2 separate regions of the Mus musculus genome follow, and region 2 is linked to region 1. The links are chromatin loops, found by intact Hi-C in ENCODE. Cell type or tissue: gastrocnemius. All regions are shown on one strand. Each heading gives the region's core, and the rest is flanking DNA. Links, peaks and the distances in the headings are about the cores only. Region 1 has its middle 9.9 kb from the start of Gm12405. Region 2 overlaps Fam219a (family with sequence similarity 219, member A).

What was found. Hi-C counts contacts between places; a loop is a spot of excess contacts. Peaks named below come from ENCODE experiments on the same cell type or tissue, not always from the same donor. Only the 100,000 strongest peaks of a DNase experiment are listed, where the experiment ranks them.
Region 2: a loop joins it to region 1, with 2.4 times the contacts of the local background. A loop is called at or near these places in 3 of 42 quality-filtered maps.

Annotation. Positions count from the first base shown.
Region 1 is chr4:41,650,211-41,655,580 of GRCm38, reverse strand. No RefSeq gene overlaps it. Among named protein-coding and RNA genes, the nearest start is that of Gm12405, 9.9 kb to the right of the region's middle. In gastrocnemius, for the core only: CTCF peaks have their summits at 1,198 (motif pointing left) and 2,039 (motif pointing right); DNase peaks (open chromatin) are centred at 1,176 and 2,060; H3K27ac peaks cover 855 bases.
Region 2 is chr4:41,520,569-41,525,938 of GRCm38, reverse strand. It overlaps Fam219a (family with sequence similarity 219, member A), which reads left to right. Exons shown (of 6, transcript NM_001159583.2): 2 at 1,525-1,573; 3 at 3,970-4,072; 4 at 4,247-4,327; 5 at 4,973-5,027. It overlaps Gm12404 (a long non-coding RNA gene), which reads right to left. Exons shown (of 3, transcript XR_001784270.2): 2 at 5,223-5,327; 3 at 4,888-5,121. Among named protein-coding and RNA genes, the nearest start is that of Gm12404, 2.9 kb to the right of the region's middle. In gastrocnemius, for the core only: a CTCF peak has its summit at 2,903 (motif pointing left); a DNase peak (open chromatin) is centred at 2,915.

The DNA.
Region 1 (5,370 bases), core at 147-5,146:
GGGATCACCCTTGTCCTAAGCCCTTCTGGTCAGTGTTATTGACTCTGAGAGTGGTTGTCCCTCTTTGCAAGTCCTCTCCCCTTAACCTCATAGACTATTCACTTCCGAGGGTTTTGACTACCGGCAGCCACCGCCTCCTGTGAGGGCCGTCTCTCTGCAATCCTTTGCAAGGTGGTTCTGGAAAGCCTGAGATGAGTATAAGCTTCATTTCTTGGAGCTAAAACAGAACTCAGAGAATCAGAACACTTCTGAGGGGGCCGGGTCCTCAGCCTATGTAGCAGTGGCCCAGTCTTTCAGACATTAGTTCTATTTGCTCCCCAAGGTGCCCTGGGAATGGGATACCCCTCTATGCCTTGATCAATCTATACTTGGCTACAGGACCTCTCCTCCCATGGTGGCTCTGTTGTATGCTTAGAACTCTAAACTCCTCCACCCCTCTCCTCTCTGACCTGATTCCTGTCTCTATATTTGTCTCTTTCCTATTCCTGTCTCTTTGTCCTGGTCCCAGTTTCCCTTTTTTTCAAACTTATTTTGTTTTAATACACACACACACACACACACACACACACACACACACACACACACAGAGGGCTGTCTGTGAAGTCAGAACCCTGGAACTGGAGTTGTAAGCTGCCTGATATGGGTGCTGGGAATTGAACTCAGGTCCTCTGAAAGAGCAGTGCACACTCTTAACTACTGAGCCATCTCTCCAGCCTCTGGTTCCAGTCTTGGCATCTCTGTATGTCTGTCTCATCTCTACCTCTCTCCTCCTCTGTCTTTTGTCTCTTCTTGGTGTTCTTTTCCCTCTTTGTCTCTTGCCCTCTAACTCCTTCCCTTTCCTAGCATTTATCCTCTCTCTCTCTCTCTCTCTCTCTCTCCCTCTCCCTCTCCCTCTCCCTCTCCCTTTCGCTCTCTCTCCCTTCCTCCCTCCCTCCCTTTCTCCTTAACTCCCTCTGTATTTCCATCTGCCTCTGTCTCTAAGTATTTCGTCCCTGTCTATGTGTCTATGTGCCTTTCTCCCTGACCAGCACAGCCTTGGTCCCTCTTCCCAGACTCAACCCCTCCTCTTTTGCCCCACTCTTTGAGTTCCTACCCCCACATCCAGACCCAGTCTGTGGCCTTTGCTCCTCTCCAGCCCAAGCCAGGGTCTGTCTGTTCTAGATTCTGCTGCCCCCTCTCGGCCACGTGCCTGCGCTTCATTTCTGTTCTGAGGCCAATGGCTATCAACATAAGAATCCTGTCTCTGCATCCCAGCAGCTAGGCTGGGCCTAGGTAACTATTTGGCAACATTCCTGGGCAGCCCCCAGCCTGAGAGCTTCCAACAGTAGGGCGTTTACTACCTGTGTAGATTCGAGATTCGTTGTCACTGGGATAGAACAGTGAATCCTGGTGCTGCCCTGAAGCCCTGTATATCCTTAGGCTTGTGTGCCCACATATCCACAGCCAAGGGCGCCTAACCCTTAGAAGGTTCCATCTCTCTGACAGCTAAGGGCTAGAGCCCTGTAGGAAGGAAGGATTGGTGTATAACTCCCTCCACTTTCACCTCTCCTATGAGATGGAAAAAGAGGTCTGAGCAGAGCAGCAGGAGAGACCTTATCTGGTAATGACACTCTGAGGGGGCGGGGGAACTGCCGGTGAACAGTGTGACATGCTTGGGTAACGGGATCTGTTTGAAGGGAGGCTGGTCTGCACGTGCCTTCCAGAAGAAGGCTTGGTGATTCCTGACTGAGGAGACCGATCTGAAGACATCCTGTATCGGAGGAATGAGATCTATAATTGGTCCTAGTTTGCCTGGGACTTTCCCAGTTTAGTACTAAATATTTCAAACCTTGGAAAAATCCATTCCAGGCAAAATTAGCCACTCTATCTGCAACAGTTTAGCTGCCCACAACAGTCTTAGTGGATGGAACGGTCTGGAGGGGATATCTTAAGGGTCCTAACCTGGTAAATTGCTTTGAAAGAGATGCTGTTTTAGGCCAGAATCTTTGAATAACAGGCCAAGGAGGTAGACAGAACACTTCCAGGAGAGCGGCTTGGGGAGTGGCCACCAGGGGGCAGAGCAGGTTCTCAGGAGACTCAGGCAATGACCCCAGAGGGAAGGTGGGCTGTTTGGGGCTGTGTGCAAAGGGCATAGGCACAGCAGCAAACGCTACTGTGGCACTGTGTGCAGCCACACAGTGTTCAGTGTGAGGTGATGTTGTACGGCGTACATTTGTGTGGTCTGTTTGTAGCTTGCCTCGTGTGGCCATAGATGAGGCCTTTGCTGTAGCCATAGAAAGAGAACAGGAACACCAAAGGAATCTAGAGGAATCTCTTAAATAACAATTCCCTTCCCAAAAGTAGCACAAGCTTTGAGTTTCCTCTCACAAAAGCAGCACTCAGAAAAGATGAATTGATGAGCAAGAATCCATCCTAACGGTGCCTTGCTGTTAAGTGCATAGGCACAGAGAATGTCAGAGCATGGCCGTCAGGGGACGGTTTAGAAGCCCCGTGTCCCTCTTTGACATCTTAACAGAGGCTAGAAGAACATGGTATATCTTCTATGGTATGGACCGCCGTTCCAGGAGCTTAAACTAAAGCCATAAGATGTCAGTGTGCTCTCCCTTCAGTTGGAGCAGGTGTCTAATAGGATCCTAGAAGGACAAGTACCCAAGCATTAGCAAGGTTGACTGGAAGCCCCAGCCAGGCCACCCTGAGGTGGTATGGCAGACCAGGTTCGAGAGCTGTTTTCCAGGAGAGGATAAATTGGCTGGGGCAAGAGAAGAAAGCACAGGAGGGAAGGCCTGTTAAGCAGGAGCCATAGCAGGCAACTGTTAAGAGAAAAAGAAATACATACAGCCTTTGGGCACAAAGACCACAGGCAGGAAGGAAAGAGAGAGCCAGAAGCTCGAGGGAGGGAGGGGAGGAAGGGAGCCTGGAACAGAACCTGCACACACTCACACCAACCTAGGAGGAGATAGAACCAAAGGAAGAAACAGATTCCCCACAAGTTCTTCCTGCCGTGGGTCTTATTAATAGTATAAAATGGATAGGACAAAGGACCCAAGGACAAGATGCTAAAAAATGTGGTGAACAGGGAGAGAGACAACAGAGAGTATACAGGACCGAAACAATAATGTCGCAGATGTAGCAAATAAGCCAGAAACAGCAGCACCCACAAAGCACACGGCGCAAAAGTGATGTGGAGGAAAGGCTGGGAGTGTGAGAGTCGGCTGGCAGGAAGACGTGAGGCCAGAAAAGCACCAAGCAGGTAAGAGACAGGAAACCCAGGAGCAAAGCGGCGAGCTTGCAAAGGTACGGCCAGCTTGCAACGGTAAGTGGTGTCTCGGAGGCCTCGGGGTGACCACAAAGGATGGGTTACTCGAGAGTCTGGAGGGTGGGGTTGAGAACTCGTGAACCTTTCTAGAAAAATAAAAACCCTGAAAACTCAGGGCCAGGGATGTGGCTCAGTTGGTGAAGTGTTTGCCAAGCATGGGTGAGGCCCAAGGTTCTTCCCCAGCATTGCTTAAACCAAGCCTGCAGTCCCAGCCCTCAGGAGGGTCTGGAGGTCAAGACCGTCCTTGGCTACACAGCGAGTTCAAGGCCAGTCTGGGATACATGAAACCTTGTGGGTTTTGTTTTTGTGTTTTAAAGACAAAATCCACTCAGCCAAGAAATTAATCAGAACCACAACTGAAGGAAGGAAGAGCTATAGGAAAGGGCTGGCGGCGACGTTAATTCCATTTAGGTTAAGATTAAACTGTGGGAATTTTAGTTGCAGAACAAAATGTAAATATTATAAATCTTGATAAAATAAAAACAACATTGGCACTGTAATCTGGAGCAGAGAGGAGGGTGGAGGGACAAGGACACTAATCACATTTTCTTTCACAGTGCAGAGTCAATTAATAGTGTATAAAACTGAAACATGACGGCAAAATTCCTACTCCAGCTTCTTAATCGAAAGCATTTTTCTAAATTCAAGAGAGGTCTTTTAAGAATGACTGCTTTGGAAGTGAAGAAATAATTCAACCTGAGTTCATTTATTGCATTTTTTACTTATTTCTTTTCCTGGTTAAATCCAAGTAAAAGTACAGTTTCTAATTTTGGTTTAAAAAAATGTCTGACATAGCATGTGCAGTTACAACTATATAGAACAGCTACAGCGGCTCCACACGGTCCTGTGTCCCCGGTGCTTCTGTTTGTGGATGTGCTGCCAAAGGCGACACCAACCACTTCTGGGTGCTGCTCACACTGACTTGCAATTTTGAAAAAAAATCACCTACAACTTTAATAACAATATTTTTGTTTTGTTTGGTTTGGTTTGGTTGGTTTTTTGAGACAGGGTTTCTCTGTGTAGCCCTGGCTGTCCTGGAACTCACTCTGTAGACCAGGCTGGCCTCAAACTCAGAGATCTGTCTGCCTCTGCCTCTCAAGTGCTGGGATTAAAGGCGTGCGCCACCACTGCCCGGCATAACATTATTTTTTGATGTATTTAAAAGTGTCTACCTAAGGCCAGAAATGGTGGTATATGCCTTTATTTATTTTAGATTTATTTATTTTAGATTTATTTATTTATTTATTTATTTATTTATTTATTATGTATATGGTATTCTATTTGCATGTATGCCTGCAAGGGGAGAAGAGGGTACCAGAACACATTACAGATGGTTGTGAGCCACCATGTGGTTGCTGGGAATTGAACCCAGGACCTCTGGAAGAGCAATCAGTGCTCTTAACCTCTGAGCCATCTCTGCAGCTTGGGATATGCTTTTAATCCTAGAAATCAGGAAGCAGAGGCAGATGGATTTCTGTGAATTCAAGGCTAGACTGATCTACAACACCAGATTCAAGCCATCTAGTGCTACATGGTAAACCCTATCAGAGAGAGAGAGAGAGAGAGAGAGAGAGAGAGAGAGAGAGAGAGAGAAGATAACTTCAGAGTCCCAGGCTTAAATGTTCATTAGAGGGCATCTTAAAGATTGTGGAGTCATATGCCACCTCCTGTGGTAGGCTGAACAATGGTAAGTGTCCATGTCTGATGTCTCAGAACTGTGAACATCATCTAGGGTGGGTAAAGAACTTTGAAGGATTAAGACAAGGATTTTGAGATGGGAAGTCCATTCTGATTATCCATATGGGCCTGAGAATCCCAAGGGGTCTGAATGAAAGGAGCGAGGGGGAGGAGCTTGGAGAAGGTGCTGGGATGACAGAAGCCAAGGCTGGAGGGGCAGACTCTGGACTCCGGGCCGTCAGGCCTGGAAGCAAGCGCCTTTACCCTCTGAGCCATCTCAGAGCCTCATAGACTTGATTTTCATAAAACGGAAAAATTTGATTTTGCACACCTGAGCACACACAACATTAAGCTCAGTGTTAGTGGAAAAACACCAG
Region 2 (5,370 bases), core at 257-5,256, 130 kb after region 1:
AGCTTCTGGGACGGGGAGAGAGTCAGTTTTCTTTAAAAGTGTGCCTACTGGTGGGTCCCACTCCAGTGGACAGTACCATACCCAGAAGTATAAGATTAGCACAAACTGAATTCTTGGGTTAGTTTTTTTATTTTTTTAAAGAAAAAAAAAGTTAAAAAAGAAAGAAAGAAAGAAAAAGAAAGAGAGAGAGAGAGAGGAAAAGGGACAGAAATTTGAGGAGTGGGGAGGAAAGGGAGGACCTGAGAGGAGTCAGGGGAGGAGTAGGGATGAATAGGATCAAAATACTCTGTATGAAATTTGAGAAGAATAAAAACTTTTCAAATTTTCTTTTACTTGTATGTGCATTTTGCCTGTATGCATGCATACGCACCACATGTGTGCCTGGCGCCACAGGCATCAGACGGCTTTGGATCGGAAGGCTCTGGACCTCCCTGTAGGTATTAGGAAGCGAACCTAGGTCTTCTGCAAGAACTCAACTGCTAAGCCAAACCTACTGGCCTGAGTATAAAAACATTGAAAATGAGAGTTTTTCATTCTAAGAGAAGCTCATCTTTAGCTCCCTTTATAATTGTGAATCTGACAATTATGAAAAATATTAAAAATATCTTTGTTTATGTCAGAAAAAGGATTGCAACTAAACTCATATGCCTGCATATAATAGAGAAATGATTGTAAACCAGTTTCAAATGTAGATGCAAGTGGTGTGTAACCTGAATAAAATCTTTTGTCCCCCCCATTAAAAAGGAGGTGCTTGTCACAGATGGCATAGACAGGGGCCCTCGTACATCGAGGGCATTTTGGAGAGATAGCAGGGCTAGCTAAGGACTCTGGGAAGCACGGGGTCTGGCCCAGAGCTGGAGGCTATTGAGAGATAGTGCAGGGGAGAGTGCAAAGGTTGCACAAGCAGAATGAAAGCCTGCCTGTCCTCCCTGTCACCTGCATCACGTGTCCTGCTTTCAGGACAGCACAAAGCCACGTGGTCCGCTGGTTTGTCAGGTCCGTCTTCTCAGGCACCATTCCCATCCATCGGGAGACACTGCTTAGAGCTCATCTGAGAACTTCAGAAGTCCTCACTCGACTTTTTTCCCCTTCTTTTTAGTCTTGAGTCCTTGCTTAGATTGGCCAGTTGGTCGTCTAGACCCTGCAAAGATGAAACAGAGAAAGAAGGGCTCTCTGGAGTACCTGCTCTGACCTCGATCCACCTGCAAGCTCAGAGGAACTTGACAGACTCTTCTCTAAAACAGCTTGTACCAGCCTTTGTAGAGGGAGCCCTGTGGGTTTCAGGCAAGGTTTTCTGGAGCAGCCTAGCTTACTTGGGATTCTTGTTGGTCGGGAGTAGGACATCGTCTCCTCTCTTCTACAGCACATAGTAGACCCGTCCTCTCCCTCCCTGAATGCTGGCTGGCCTGCTGCTAGCGTAAATGCTCCCAGAAACCCAGAGGGCAGATGAGAAGGTTTGCTTCAGGGTTGAGAGCAACCCCTGGAGTCACATGCTTGCCTGTCTTCTCTGCTTCCCCCCCACAGGATCCAGCCGCAGCCTCTATCTCAGACCGAGACTGTGACGCCCGGGAGGGTGAGTCCGTAGCCATGAATTACAAACCATCCCCGCTCCAAGTGAAGCTGGGTGAGTGTGTCGGGGATGAGGGAGATGTGGGGAGTGAAGAAGGTGCTCTTGGATTGGGTTGACAGCAAGGTGCTACAGTTGAAGTGGCTCAGGCTGGACGATCCCAACCTCCAAGTAAGTCATCCGCACTCCCAGGCACCGCAGAGAACCCAAGACAGCACTGGATAGGGCCAGCCAAAAGGAGCCTGCCTCCAAAGATAGGGCAGCTGCTGCTATGTGTGAGGGACAGATTCAGGGCCAGGGTGACTTCTGTCCAGGGAGGCTGTCCCTTCCTTAGAACCCCAGCACCCATTTCCTTTCCAAGTATTGCATTATCCTTGTCTTAGGGTGGGTCCCATGTCCACTGACTGCTGTGAGATCGCCTGACCCCCGCAGCTGCCCAGAGCTCCAGTGACTCCAGGTCTGACCCCACCCGCTGCTGAGCACCGCCCCTCTCCCTTCATGGACCAAAATCTCACAGATCCAAGGCTGCTGAAGACAATAGCAGACTCCCACCAAAGAGTTGATTTCCTGAAGAGAAATTATAACATGCCACACACAAGACAGATATGACAGTCAGATACAGTCGTCACTGTCCTTAGTTCTTCTCAGAACTCAGGCTCTATCTGCCCACCAAAAACCTCATTCCTCAGCTAAGATGGAGCCTCTTATCTCTTATCAGGCTCCCCTGCATATCGAGCTATCAGGATTCTTTCCCACAGAGCCTGTGCCTTTAGGGAATTCAAAAAAATAAAACAGGTCTTGCAGTTCTCCTTCTAGCGCACACCCAGGCAGCCCCCTGGTTGATTTTCTAAACACAACAGCAGCTCTTTTGATGGACTTGCTTGCCTTCCTAGGACATTCTATTCAAAGTACAGCTACTTTTGTTTATTGTTGTTTTAATGCAACAATAAAAGTATTTTAAATGCATACAAGTTCTGTACTCTCTCCACAGGCAACCATTCCAGGTTCTTGTAGCTTCATTTTGTACTTGAGCACAAGAGCGGCATTACATTGTGCACATTTTGTGAGCCTTGCTCCCTCCCCTGGATGATGTCCTACAGAGAATGGCTTCATTCTTTTAAATGGTTGCATAGTAGTCCGTAGTTTGAGCCTTGTCAGCTTATTGTCTCCGTTTGTTTTCATGATTTCAAACAAAGTTAGCATGCTGTTAAAATAGCATTTTTATTTCCTTCACCATAGAATTGCCACCAAAACTCATGGACATTCACAACTTGTCTCACTTAAGATAAAGAAAATCACCAAGAAATGTAAGGCAAAGTGCACCCCCTAGAGGCTTGATATGGTAATGGCAGTTGCTGTCTGCTGAAGAGCCTGGAAAACTAAAATAGAGGCAGAGAGGTTAGAGGGTAGGAGACAGCGCTTCAAAGACTTGGAAATCAGAGATCATTTTCAAGTGACTCACGGGTGCTGTGACGGCTCCTCCCACCCTTACACGAAGAAGTCACACACCCACACCTGCCACCATGTTTCTGCCACAGAGCAAGCCTTTCTCCTTCGTCATGGCTTTACTTGACATTAGTAAGAAAGAGTGGCTGAGCCTCCTTCCAGGCAGCTCTCCGGAGTCGCACGTACCACGTAGTAAGTCAGCAGATGTCCAGCCCCACAAGTGCAGGGGCTCTGAGCCCCTGGAAAGATTGCAGACTGGGCTCCTCAGCCTCCTGCCCAATCCTGCCCACAGCCCCTTTCTGCCCCTCCTGCTAAGGAAACCCTTAGTAGCTCCTTTTCCGTCCCCATTAATCCCAAAGTGCCTCAGCCCCATGGCCAAGGCCTTTGCACTCTGAGGGGTTTGGTTGCTTTCTTTTGTTTCTTGAGATGGGGGTCTCTGTGCATGCTCTGAGTTTATAACTACTGGAAGCTTTCCATCCCTGTGGTATAGTACTTGATGCATAATTGCGATTCTAGTGTTTGTTCAGTGAATAATTAACTGATGAATGGCTCCTTTCCCAAGTTCACCTCTTTATTACCTCATCTCCCTCCGTTCCGTTCACGCCCGCAGCTATGTCCTCTTGGGTTGCTTTTGTACATACTTTCCTCAGGGAAGGCCTCTCTGACTGCTCCAGCCTTCTGTGTTCATCTCTTCCTCTCTAGCCATTCCTTGACATCAAGCACAGGCCGGCTGCCTGACATAGTAACTGTGGTTCCCACAGGGTAGGGTCAGCCTCCTCTTTTCAGCTGTCTGTCCACCTCAGTTATGCATGTCCACCGAGCGTCAGGTGCCTGGCGGTCCGTGGGATCACTACAGAAGTACGCGTCTGCAGGAAAGGCCCAGATCAGGTCGCCCCCAGCAGCAGGGCCTGGCAGCCGCTGGGCAGGACACAGCTTCTTTCCCGTGTTCTCCGCAGAGAAGCAACGGGAGCTGGCCCGGAAGGGTTCCCTGAAGAACGGCAGCATGGGCAGCCCTGTCAACCAGCAACCCAAGAAGAACAACGTCATGGCCCGGACGAGGTAGGGGTCCTCTCTGCCCCACTGGGACCTCACCAGTCAACACCTACCATTGCTGGTCTCCACCCTCTCCCTCCTCAGGGGAATGGGGGAGATGACAGTGAGGGGGAGGACCTAATGTCCTGTTTATATGCTCTGGCTGACGGTTGTCACTCCAACTCCCCACTCTTTACCCAGGCTGGTCGTCCCTAATAAAGGCTACTCCTCGCTGGACCAGAGCCCTGATGAGAAGCCACTGGTAGCTCTTGACACAGACAGGTGTGTATGGGGTCTGGGGGCAGCTAGGCAAGCCACATGATGCTGTGTGAGCTCGGATGGCTTGTAACAGGCCACACCTGTCACACTGCCACAAGGGCTGTGTTCTTCAGCCACCAACTCTCCATGGGTAAAGTCTCCCAAGGGGGTGGGTTTTGGCTTCGTGGTGGTGGTGGTGGTTGTTTTAAAGGATTGTTCAGAGAGAGGCCTGGGGGCCAGCACAGTTTGCTGTGTGCTGAGACAGCTGCTGCCCCACGATGGACTGATATCTCTAGACAGCCTAATGGAATGCCTGATGCCAGTCCCCTTCTCAGGGAAGAACCCTATGCCAGGGTAGCATCTGGCTAGCCATAGACTTTTGGAAAATCCGAACAGCCAGGGGGATTTGAACCTAGGGGGAGAAAAATTAAAACAGCCTGAGGACGAGCGGAAAGAGTGGTAGCAGTTCTCTCCAGAAGGAACTTAAGAAGCCACACCATTTAAAGGTCGAGCTAGGAAACCTGCCTTAGCAAACATATATTTGCATACTAAGCACGGGTTATTTAAATCATACTGTTGGGAGGGGGCGGGTATAGCAAAGACGCAGAGCGTTTTCTGTTTAATCTCTCTAAATTACTCACTCTTCTCTCTCGCTCTTCTCATGGCCAGCGACGATGACTTTGACATGTCCAGATACTCTTCCTCTGGCTACTCCTCTGCCGAGGTGAGGCTCCACCCCTTGCCTCCACAAACCACGGGAGCCAGACTACCTTTACCAGGCAGCCAGGCAGTGGGCGGGGGTGGGTGGGGTGTTGTTCCTAAGGGGCAGAAGAAAGGCACGTGGGGCAGAATCCTGTGGAGGAGGGGCTCCGCGTTAGGCTGGGCCTGGGCTGGGAGAATTTGGGAAGAAATCACTAACCTGAATTACAGCGAGCCCGGGGTTATTAAAGAGGGGCTCTAAAATAGAACAGGTGTGAAATGCGGGCAGACACCTTACAGGAGTTGACCTGAAATCGGGCAAACCCTGAAACGAATCAAGAGTAAAGATGAGAAGTTGACCTTGGACT